Regions from separate parts of the Homo sapiens genome. Here region 1 is linked to region 2. The links are chromatin loops, found by intact Hi-C in ENCODE. Cell type or tissue: Calu3. All regions are shown on one strand. Each heading gives the region's core, and the rest is flanking DNA. Links, peaks and the distances in the headings are about the cores only.

Region 1 (6,297 bases), core at 947-4,946, 110 kb after region 2:
AAAAAAATTTAGTATTTATTAAGTGGAAGTGGATCATCATAAAGGTCTTTATCGTCATTGTTTTCAGGTTGAGTGGGCTAAAGAGGAGGAGAAGGAGGGGTTGGTCTTGCTGTCTCAAGGGTGGTAGAGGCAGAAAAAGATCTATTTATAAGTGGACCTGCAAGTTCAAACCCGCGTTGTTTAAAGCTCAACTGTTTTCATAGGATTAAGTGAGATGACGTGTTTTTCATGCTGGGTACATTACATGGAATTCAGGAAGTGCCCCCAAAATATTAGTCCTGATATTATTTTTCTTGTTCATTGAAGAACAGACTTGAAAGGGCAGTGAAAAGGCTGGAGAAAAATGAAATATGTAGGAAATTTTGAGAAAGATATTTGACAAATTATCCTTATATTCATTCTTAGCCAATACTTATTGAGCAATTACTCTGTGCTATGCACTGCTCTTTGTGTCTGGAATATAGTAGTGGACAAAACAGATATTTCTGCCCTTGTACAGCTTATGTTCTACCTGGGGTAGGGGGTGGGTACAGAGTACTTAATAAGCAATAAATAAATTATGTAGTACATTACAGTGTGAATGTTATGAAAAAAGAAAAAAAATGTGAAATCAAGTAAGAGGAATTAGGAGCACCAAGGAAGGAGGGGGCAGGGCTAGATTAAATCTACCATTCTTCTCATAACCAAAGTGGGAGTAACCCTGCCATTCAGACCGTGATTCCTTCAAATGATTGGATTTGCTTCTATTAATACTAAGAGCACCAGACAAAAACCCAACATTGACTGAAAGCTTATTCTGTGCCAGGGACTATTCTAAGGACGTCATGTTTAAAACCTTTTAAAATATGTATAAAAGGTAGATGTTATTACTTTCCCCATACAGAAGAGGGATCTAAACAACAGAGGAGTTAAGTAAATTGCCAAAGGTCACACAGTTCATCAGTATCAGAGCTATGATTCAGCACCAGCATTCTTTACCACTAACCTATACCATTCACACAAAGCATGAGTTGAAGTTAGAATGTAGAGATCTCAACATAAATTCAGGCTGCTTGGGCAACTCTGCCTTTCAAAATAACAAAGGAAGCCTCATATCTAATCACATCTAGATACCTATTTTCTGAGTGTAAATACTTTTAAGATAAGTTATCATGTATTCATATGATAATTGACTTACTTTAGTCATCCCTTGATAGAGGAAATGAAAATGATTACAAGTGATGAAATGATTATAAAATCAGTAAATTTAAAAAATTCATTTGTACTACTATTCCTCTCAACAGCCTCTATTTAGTTACTTGGAAAACAGACTTGTACTCTGCTTGGTGTACATATGGATTTGGGAACTCTTTGCAGTAAATCAAGAGTGCCGCAGGGGTTTGTGACCCACAGGTGGGATCTTTAAAATAAACTCCTACTTGGATTTTTGTGGTTGTCTCTAAACTGGAGATGGATGACAGAGTTCAATAGGAAGGGAAAGGCAGATTTTATTTACTTTTATACACATTTTCTCAGATGGTTACTGTAAGTTTTTCTTAAACAGGAGATCTCAGTTGAGAATTCTTTGATTCAAAGTTTAATCAGCCCAGAGGACTTCTTACTAACAAATTTATAAGAAAAAGTATAGAGTATGGAGTTAAGGGCTAAGACTCTTAAGCAAGATTTATTAGTTATTGTCCCCTAATCACTTAATAGCTGGATAACCTCTATGAGCCTTAGATTATTTTTCTATGAAATGGGAGTTATCATCACCATCCCCTCCACCAACACCATTATTATTATCTCCTGGGATTGTGGTGAAAAGTAAACGAAATATTACAATTAAAATGCTCAGCTTGATACTGGCACCTCCTCAACATTCAGTGAACGTAGCAATCATCATTAATACACAAAAGAGTTGTTGATGTTTTTAGCAGTTATGTGATAGATGGAGTTGAAGAATAAGCGGAAAAGATAGAAATGAGTAGCTGACTTTGATTATGACTTTTGGCATTAGACATAGCAAAACCTCAGGCAAGTAGTGATCAAGTCTACTTTCACCCTCAAGTGTTCTGAATAGAAAGAGAGATAAGAGTGATTGTGGTAGAAAGAAAGCTAAAAAGCTTCTCTTTTCTTTTTTTAAAAATTTTAAATCTATTTTATTAGTATGCTTTATTATGCTTTAATTATTGTTTAATTAATTATTTTTAAATTACTTTATTATGCTTTAATTATTTTTATTATGCTTTAATTATTATTTATTATGCTTTAAGTTCTGGGGTGAAAGAAAGCTTTTAAGAACTGAAAACCAATGTCAGTTCTCTGATTAAAAGGAAAAGGTGGTAAAGGATATGCTAATTGGTGATGTGTATATGCAAAGAAGCCAAGGAAAACAGGAAAAAGAAGCAAAAGAAAGAAGAAAAGGGGAAAAAGAACCAGTGGAAAATAGAAGCTTTGAGGATGGTAGGGTAGAGGCCGCTGGATGGCGAGCAGAAGGCCACTGATGGTGGAAGAGTGGAACAAGCAATGAAAAAGGCAAAGATGACCGGCAGTGCTTCTGCCTGGCAGCTCCTTCACCAGTCCTTATAGCAACAGGCATGAGGCGTTTTCTACTCTAAAGGCTGGCCAGTATCTGGTGGGAGAGGTAGAACACAACTCTGTAATAATAACATGATTTTGTAATCCATGTTTATTATGAGCCAGGTGTTTTTCATAGTTCACAAAGTGGATTCTATTTTATAGATGCCAAAACTAAAGCTTAAAGGGGTGAGGGTTACTCAACAAATAAGTAGAAAAGATGGACTCCAGAATCTTCTGCATATTTCTTCCTGTTATAGTTCTTGAAGCTTCAGGTGGTCAACTTGCTAAATCAGGAAACTATCACTGGAGTAACTCATATCATAATTATGCCAGATAACTGTGGCATATTACAGATTTTTTTTAAAAAAGAAAAAAGTACTGCTTTTTTTTTTTGTTTGCCATTGTAAATCAACTTAAAAAAAGTCAAAAAGGCATCAAGTGCTACAAATATGGCATTTGATAATTTTCAGTTAATTATAGATGGCATTTACTTAACATTTAGGCAATTTGAAAAGGAGTTATTGAGTATTAGCAGAATCAGCAGCAAAGGTTTTTCTAAGCTCCTGGAACCATGAGTCAAGGTAAATAAAAGTTCCCTGGTTAGAAAAGGGCACCAAAAAAGCCTTTGAAAAGTAGTTCAACTTGACTTTGACTTATGATGTCTTTGGGAACTTGCCCAGTTTCAAGGTGAGGCTATTGAGACAGGAAATACAAATGACAGTACAAAGAAATTACAGGGTTCCAGTTAAATCCTCATAGAGAAAGGCTGAAACTGTAAGGGAAGTTAACCACAAACTCTAAAGATAAATTAAGCAAAAGTTAGAATTGAATTGTGACTTGAAATTCTCTGGCCTTTCCTATTAGTCCTTTATACAAAGGAATAGCCCACACAATAAATGTATCCGCTTTGATCATTATCTAGCAAGCTGTCTTGATGTATTTAAAGAAAAATCTCTGAGATATTAATAACCCATTAATTAATTTTGGCCAAAGTCTATTGGTGTTAAAAATAAAACCAATTGCATATTACCTGGCTAATTTATGACATTTATCTACTTATAACAGTAACTATTTTGAGAAGCTGGTATATTATTACAACACACAAATAACTGTAGTATTGAGGGGGTGGAATATGTAGGCAAATATGTAAGTTCTACAATCCAACTTTTATCTTCCCTTTGTTCCCAGTTTTATTTTTCTGGCATTAATCTTGGCATTGAGTTCTATTTTTGTTGACTAGACAAAAGAAACGGGGGGGTTTGGTGGACAATCAGAGTGAGAAAGTAGGGCATTTGGAAAAATAGGTAGGAAGTGCTTGGCCTCCAGTCCATCCTGCTTAGTTTTTCCTTCTGAACAGAGCATGCATCAGCACCCAGACTCCCTAACTGATTTCAAAGCGAGCTTCTAAACATTTAGTTTTGCAAATAATACCTTTCTTATTCCCCAGTGAAATAAGACTGGGTCAGAGATGTTACAGCAGGTTCCTTTTCCCTCTCCACATAGTTAGAAGAGCCAGGCTTTCTAGTAAGCAGGTAATTCAGCTCTAGTGGTTGGCTTGATTCAATTAGTGATGGGGCGAACTTCAGTTTCCACATTCCAGGAGGAGGGGTTGCCCTTTTCACATTAAAACAACAGACTATGGTCCTGACTGGTTCCATCACTTGCTTCTCTGTAATTAATCTGTGGGCCCAGACAGTGAGCCTTGAGTAAGGAGTCAAATGCACACGATACACAAATAAATTTGTCAAACTGACCTCTAGGCAGCAGAGAGTATCTGAGTGAGGAAATATTTAGCAGGTATACATTTGCCAATCCCTAAATCAGGGTGTGTTTCTTTAGTAAGTAGGGGACTAATTCACTGAACTCAGTGCTTAATGTCTACAGACACGTCTCATGTACTTTGGGACATTCACACCATTGCTAGACTGAACTATTGGCCCATCAGAGATTCTTAGTGCCTTCTTTCTTAGTGCCTTCTTCCCTTTGTGTAGGCAAGAGCTATTCTTGTGGATATACAGGAAATCAATGACTCTTTTCAGCATTAGTAGTTATCATTGCTTGGGCAGCAACTCAAGGTAGAAAAATATAGCTAGAACAACCATGCCACAGTGGAAGATGGGCCAAAGACAGGAAGTTAGGATGTGCGGTCCAATCAGTATTGGGAATGCTTAACTAGACAACCAAGCTCCTTGGAGATCAACTGTTGGCTATAAATGTACATGTGCAAATATAATATATGTGTTAAGCAGGAAAGGCAGGAAGTAAGGGCTGTATGTTTTAGGCTATAGAACCTAAGAGCTTCAACAGTAATTTCCAGTGCAGGTAACTAATAGTTGTTATTTTTTTTTTTTAGTTTAAAGACACTGGCCTCATATAACCTGAGTGTGAAAAAGAACCCAGAACTCTTCTTGTACCCATTGTCAGAAAATCTTAGAAGGCCAGTCGTCTCTTTCAGAGATTTTCAGCCCTCTTCTAGGGCAAAAGACTGAGTCAGTATAATTACAATCACCTGGAAATAAACTGCAAACAGAGCTGCTTTTGTTCCCCAACTGAAATCTTGCAAAAGAGATGCATTACTTTGCTAGCTCCACTTCCTAACAGGAAAACAGTTTTGTATATTTGCTGCATTGTTTTGTTGTAATTTTCTGAAAAATATCAATTCTGATTTTTATTAACATATGAAAATAAAAGCTAATGCCCTGCTGTACCCTCCATTCTATGAAGACATTGTTCTCTTGACCTCTTTTCATTAATGGGAAAACTAAAAAGAAAACAGACATTTCCAATTTAATAGACATTCTACTAGATCTAAAGACTTGGCTCCTTTTTCTTTTTTCAAAAGTCCTTCTCTGAAGTAACCTGTCACTTAAAAAAATTCAAAATCTTATGCAATTTGTTCTGAACTCAATATTTTTGAAGTAAATACTAATCATTTTTTTTTTTTTTAGTGCTGCTGTATATTATGGTTGGGTGGCCTACATCTTCTGTTGTGTATCTCAAGCTGGATCAAGTTCACTTTGCAGGGAACTCTGTGCACCTACAGGAATAGAATGGGCACAAAGAGGATTAGAATCCCTGCAGGGGCAGCACAGAGAATTATGTTTTCTTCATGAGCTCTGATGTTTTATTAACCATTCTAGCAACTTTGCATCTGATAGAATCCACAGATGAAGTTCATGTTGTTTGTTACTCTGCCAATATAAAAGGCTCTCTTTTGAATGGAATATGAAGCTAGTGGCTCTCACCCACCAGCCATAGGGCATAAGCTTGGACCTTGTTTTTCTGGCAGCAATAACAAGTGTGCTGACTTGTGCTGTCTTAGTGGGTCCTGCCTGTGACCAACAGGGTGAGTTTCTGAGTTGGCTGTGTAGGGGGAACTCTGCATTTTGGCGCTAGAACAGAGAAAAGTCGGGCAGTCTGGAGTCCTGACCCTGACCTCATTAGCACTGTGCTCCTGTCCATTGAAATAACTGTGCAGTGATTTCAACTTTAATTTGGTCCTAATTCTGGGATGATTCCAACTCAGCTACTCAAGGCTGTAGAAAAACAAAATAATGAATGTTCTGAAATCTGCTATTTTCTTTAACACATCAAGCTCATCCTTGTCCAGCATAAAGACACAGACCCAGAATTTCCTCCTGACTTTCCTCTATCTTCCCTCTTTGCCCCTGCCTTTAAAAAGATGCATAATAATTTTGCTATAGATGAAAAAACATGGTACTCCAAAGTCAAAAAGGC
Region 2 (6,297 bases), core at 1,165-5,164:
TGTTTTAGAATTTAGCTGTTTTTTGTGCATAAAATTGCTTATAAGTTAATTGCTTGATAACAGCAGAAAGACTACTTCATTTTAAACCCCTCCAAGCAGCAGAAAGAGCAAGAAGCAAAAAGACTCATATGTAAGATAGGTATGTTTGGGGAGGTAAAATATGCTTTATTATTAAAAGCTCAAACTTCAGCTCTGGAATTAGGCTTTGCTTCAAGTTCAGCACCACCATTTACTAATTGTGAAATTAGAAAAGGTGTTTGATCTCTATTAGCTTCAGTTTCCTCTTCAGTAAAAATGGAACTAATAAAGCCATTTCATATAGTTAGAAAAAAAAAAACTACGATGCTTAACAGACAGCTTAATAATAATAAGCATGCAATGAATGATAGTTCTTATTGATATTATTTTGGATGGGAGGTTTAAGTGTGCCAAGTGTGCTAAGATCTTGTTGATATTATTTTGGGTGAGGGGATTTAAGTGTACCATGAAACAAAATCTCATTAATTAATTCAAAGATTACTAAATGTTCTAAAGAAAGATAATATGTTTTAATAATATGTGCTCTACTTACAATGTCTGTGGAATTCTGTAAAGCCAAAAATATAATCATAAGCATCTATGAAGGTTCTAATATCCAGCATCTATAGGGAAATTAATAAATTTACAAGAAAAAAAAGACCCCATTAAAAAGTCCATGTTTGTCATGTTATAATATGGGAAAAGCTGTCAGACTTTTTGTACTTTTATTTGTGAGAACAACTAAAATTAAGTGGTGAGGATTTAGAAAAGCCAACTCTATTTCTATGCTTTTTTTCTCCTTTAAGGTGGTGTTTAGTGCTTAAAGAAAATCATCCAGAGCCAGGATCAGTTGGGTAATTGCAAAACTATCACAACCACAGAAATCATGATATATCAAATTGTGTGTGTTTACAGAAAATGTGTGGTATCAGTCTAGCTGGCATAAAGGAGTAAAAATGACAGTAGCAGTAAACAAAGCATATGGTAACTTAAAAAATGGGCTTTAAAAGTGTGAATATTTATATACAAAGCAACTCTCCATTCTGCAGCTTTTATAATTATCTATATTTATCATCACTCTGCATCCTTCCACATCCTTAGTGTTTTTTGAGAAAAGGAGCCCCAAGTAACTGAAGCTGCTGAAAGTGACTCTGTCTTAGGCCCATGTGCACCAAAGAAAACAAACCTAAATATCCTGGTCCTGATTGTGGGTCAGTGAAGGACATCTGATCTAAAGTCTTTATGATTTGACATGGGGAAGGCCAACTGCAGCAGTAGTGGCTTAGAGTCACCTGCCAATGGGACTGATTCAAACTCGATGAGCACACACCCCATTCAGATAGTGGGATGGATAAATGAAAGGGGCACCAGAAATAGTGAGTTCCTAGTGTTTATGTAATGTCCAAAGTGGCCCTTTGCAATTATGTCTCTCTCTATGAGACCAACTATACATTCCAATCTCAGAAGCACTTGGAAATGGGTAATTTGACCGTAAGATGTCACATCTGTGATCACATCCTGGATCACGGGTCATGATATGTTTTGGCTGTGTCCCCAGACAAATCTCAACTTGAATTGTAGCTCCCATAATTCCCATGAGTTGTGGGAGGGACCCAGTGGGAGATAATTGAATCATGGGGGTGGTTTCCCCCATACTGTTCTCATGGTAGTGAATAAATCTCTCGAGATCTGATGGCTTTATACGGGGTTTCCCCTTTCTCTTAGTTCTCATTCTCTCTTGCCTGCTGCCATGTAAGACATGCCTTTCACCTTCCACCATGATTGTGAGGCCTCCCCAGCCACGTGGAATGGTGAGATCATTATACCTCTTTTTCTTTATAAATTACCCAGTCTTGGGTATGTCTTTATCAGCAATGAGAGAACAGACTAATACAGGTCACATCCTGATGTTGGAACAGCAAACACTCTGGGAACCAAACATTATTCTGTGAACTCTTCTGATCAATAACCAAAGGTATTTCTGCATTTCTTTATACCCGAGTGTGAGTTCTCTTGAAATTTTGGTGCTGCTGAAATGTGCTCATAAGAATGTGCCAAACCTTAAAGCCAGAGTACCCACATCCCATTCCCAGCTGCTCCATCAACAACCCAGGTGGCCAGTAGTAGAAAAGGGGCAAAGGGATTAGGGCTGGAGTATTGGTTTTAGATAAGAGAAAGGATGCTGTCTCTGGGATGGGTAGGAAGGAGGTAAGAAAAGATGCTGATGAAGACACGGTTGTATGAGTAGAGGGAGGAGAGGGATGGGAAGTTAAGGGAATTTTTACCTGATTGCTCTGTTTTCTTGGTGAAGACTGAGGTAAGGATATCTATTGTGAATAAGGGGATGGGTAACTCGAATATAGTAAAGATTTGAAGCAACCTTCGTAGGAAATGATGGTGTTAAGGAACAATTGATATATAGGAAAATCATTGTGGTAATATCTAGGGATACAGATCATGGATTTGTAGAAGCATGTTGTACAATTCTCTCCCTGCATTGCCTGAGTGTAGAATCGGGGGAAAGACCGATGTGGGAATGATAAAAATTCAGGATTGTAGTGGACTCATTTGGAGGAAGCAAAAGGGAGCAAGAAAATTCAAATCATTCATAAGTGAATGATTAAAGAGATGGTTTAAGCCGTGATGGGAAGGAAAGTGAAGACAGGAAGGCACATACTGGGGAAAATGGGAGCACGGGGCAGTGAGTCAGAGCATTTTTTTTTAATGAAGTTGAAAAACAAGTTTAAAGGAATTAACAGAGAATAGGAAATTTAAGTAGGTTGTGTGGTCAGGCTGTGGTTTATTAGAGATTAAATTTTCGTTAGTAAAGCAATTCTGTGGGATGACAAGCTTCAGGGTGTGGTTATGCATGTGGGTAATAAAATTTGAGTAGAATTGAAGGTTATTGGAATGAGGAGGCCCAGGAACTGTGGGGCAAGGCATTTTATGGGGTATGTGCACGGACTCAGAATTCACCCAGGATGATGGTAAGACTAGGGGTGGAAAGGACAGTGTGACTCAGGGGCTTCTTAATATTTGGGGATGAATGTGAGAGAGTTGGTTGATGGTAGTGAGAGAAAGGCATTTAGGATTGTGTACTAGAAGGCATAAGCTTGCAGAGTGCAGGGGTTGTTCATTAAGGGAAGAAGAATTTGAGAGTGCACAGAGAACTATGAGAATACTGTTTCACTTCCAAGCCCCATGTCAAATGAGGCTTGAGAGACCCAAAGCTGCACCTAGACAGGGCTGTAGAAGAGAAGATCACCCAGAGGGAGGTCCAGGTTTGGGTTCAGCAAAGAAGTGGTGGAAGATTTCTTTCTGGAAGTTGAAAATGCACTAAACTTTGATAATCAGGAAATGGAGTTCTAGAGGAGACAGCAGAAAGATTGAGGAGTGAATAAGGGATGTGGGCATTTGCTTCTCCCTGATCCAAATATTAGTTTAGTGTTAGTGGTTAAGGACAGAATAGATGACTGCAGGGGCTTATCTTTAGGACAGTGACTGAAGGTGACATGAATATGAGGCATAGTGGAGTTCATTGACCTCAAGTTTTCAAAAGAAATTTTTATGTGAGATTGTTTTAGTGTTGAATCTAATGTTCTGAAAGCTGTGGAAAGCCTGATAACTCTAGAAACCTGTGAACTTGCCTACTTGAGATCGCTTTCAGCTCATGAAAGCACTATGGCTATTTCAAATATCAATGAGTAAAGTATTTTTCCTTCCTGATCACCAAGTTGTCTTCAAAGATTGTCTCATGAGGAACTACATGTCTCTTAGGAACTACAGTTCCTAAGCTTCCCATAAAAGCAAAGGCAGTCCACCTGCCCCATGATTGGGCCAGTGCAGAAGCATGGATCCAGGCAAATGTGGGTAACCACAGGGTACCAGCCGAATGCCCATGGCAACAGTCCATGGTTGAGCCTCTTTTTATCCCTTTAACTGTCTCCCTGTCAAACTATCTGCCAAAGTACCACTTAGCTGGAAGTGTATGAAGTGGAGTTTTCCTTCTTCCTTCCCTGAAGTATATATCATTACAAAAATTTTATTTCTTCATTGGTGAGAACTTTTTCTCTGAATTGGGTTCATTATTTTTTCAGAAGAGTGAAGATTTCAAAGCACACATTTCTGATTCACATCTATGCTGATGCCTGTAAAAATAACAAGATGCAGTAGCCATCCCAAGGTTGTTTGCCTGGCAGGGGGACTTTGGACCAGTTGCTTTGCTTCTTTGTACCTCAATCTCCTCTTCTCAGAGACAGTTAATAACACAGGGTTCTCCTTGCAGGGTTGTTTAGATGTGACCTCTGAAGTTAATGTATGTGAAGTTCTTAGCCCAGAGCCTGGCATATATTGGGTATCTAATATAGGGTGGCTGTTACTTTTACAAGGAAGATTATACCAGAATCATGCTAAGATTTAACACAAGTAAACTAATTGCATTTTCACAACAATTTGGTGAAATGGCTATTAATGATGACACTTATCATATGAATAATTTGAGGTTTGGTGTGATTCCATAGATCATTCAGGGTCAGGGTCAAATATTAGTAAATTGCAGAGCTGAGATTTGCCCTCAGGTCTATTTGATTCTAAACTCAGTGCTCTTTTCAATATAGTTAGATCATCCTGGGCGAATTATTTAGAATTTAGAGAAGAAAATTTCAAAATATTTCATTGTTGCCATGGCTTATTGTAAGCCCTACAATCAGTTGATTTTCTTGGCTCAATCTCAAGCCCTTTATGCAGAATTGCATGCCCTTTTTATCCTTTTCGGTTTTCAGGGACACAAGGAGAGATATGCATATGAAGGGTTATTTTCTAGGTAAGGAAAATCATATTCAGAGCAGTTGGTTGGTTATTCATAAAGAGCTCACCAAGTAGGCTCAAATTGGATAATCAAAGCTAAGCTGAGGGAAGCCACAGTTGATTTGAAATATCAAGAGGGAAGAGTAGGGACACTAAAAATCAGAAATGTGGTGAAACCACACATTTCCTGATCCAAGCACATCAGAATTCATTTGGTTAATAGTGAACAGAGGCACCCCACTGAGTTCCTTAATTATAACACCAGGACACTTTAAAGAAATATGAGAGGAATGCCTTTTCTGGCAATTTATAAATCATGTGATTTTCCTTTCTCCCTTGGGTGGACATTTTATTGCAGAGCAGGGTAGGGTTTTTGCTGGACATGCAAACTTCATTCACTTAATCGTTGAACATGAGGAACTCCATATTGCTTGTGGATGATTTTTAATTATCCACGGTTCTTTAGTAGTTAATGTTCCTTCCCATCCCAAGCCTGAGGTGTCCCTGTGTTTCTAATATCACATTGTGGAGACAAAGCCTGAGCTGGATACCCCAAGTTTCAGAGGAGATCTTGGAGATCATGGAGTTCTATCTTTTTCTGGCAAAAATGAAGAAACCGGGGCCTCAAGAAGTTTAATGACCTTTCCAGCATTACGTGGCCAGATAATAGAAAGGTTAATATTGGAAAGATTAAAACTGGAGGTCATATCTTGATGAGGAAAACCAGTGTTATGGCATTGGGCAGACTTTGAAGACAGAGATATGGTAGTATTTTGGGGAGAGGGAAGAAGAGGGAATTACTTAACCTCTTTGAGCTTCTCCCTATAAGCATCTTCTCTGTAAAATGTCTTCATATCTGTCTGGTGAGACGGTTGGATAATCGAATGAAGTTGTGAGCTTAGCAGAATATCTGGTGTATGGAGTGTGCTAAATAAATGATCAATTTTATAAATTTGTCTTTGAACTTTATGTCATTAGATTTAAAATAAAAGAGGACATTTGTTCCATTTTCTTTGTATTTCCAGCTGAATTTACTGCCCTTTACTAACCACCCCAGCTCAAACCTGTTTCAGAGCCCATCTGGATTGTGGTCGTGAACTAGCCCTGACACTTATAGGCTCTTGCTGCTGCAGATTTATCAGAGAAAGCCTAGAGACAGCCTTGCTCTCATCTTCGTGTCTGCTCCACCCTTGCTCCTTCCTCAGTCTGCTCCTTACACATGCCTGCCATACTCCATGTCATGCTGCCAGACATGACAGATACATTCAGCTTTCTGTCTCATTCCCTTCTAAGTATTCCTGTTTGCCCTGGCATTCCAGCCCATCTCTCACCCCAGAATCTTTGGCTGGAGCCATAACTTGGATTGGACTTGAGCCAGTCATTTCCTCCAGTCCCAGAGACATCTACGTGGGATGTTTGCCCAATGGCAGCCAATCCTAGAAGTCTCAAATGTGTCCTTACAAGTTTCTCAGT

What was found. Peaks named below come from ENCODE experiments on the same cell type or tissue, not always from the same donor. Only the 100,000 strongest peaks of a DNase experiment are listed, where the experiment ranks them.
Region 1: it touches region 2 in a loop (2.1-fold over the local background); 7 of 110 quality-filtered maps call a loop at or near these places.

The regions. Positions count from the first base shown.
Region 1 is chr12:75,709,340-75,715,636 of GRCh38, reverse strand. The region is part of intron 1 of LOC105369844 (a long non-coding RNA gene); the gene reads left to right. Among named protein-coding and RNA genes, the nearest start is that of KRR1, 200 kb to the right of the region's middle. RefSeq lists an enhancer at 3,892-4,393. In Calu3, for the core only: no CTCF peak of the experiment used is centred there; a DNase peak (open chromatin) is centred at 3,216.
Region 2 is chr12:75,822,431-75,828,727 of GRCh38, reverse strand. The region is part of intron 1 of LOC105369844 (a long non-coding RNA gene); the gene reads left to right. Among named protein-coding and RNA genes, the nearest start is that of PHLDA1-AS1, 200 kb to the left of the region's middle. In Calu3, for the core only: no CTCF peak of the experiment used is centred there; a DNase peak (open chromatin) is centred at 2,787.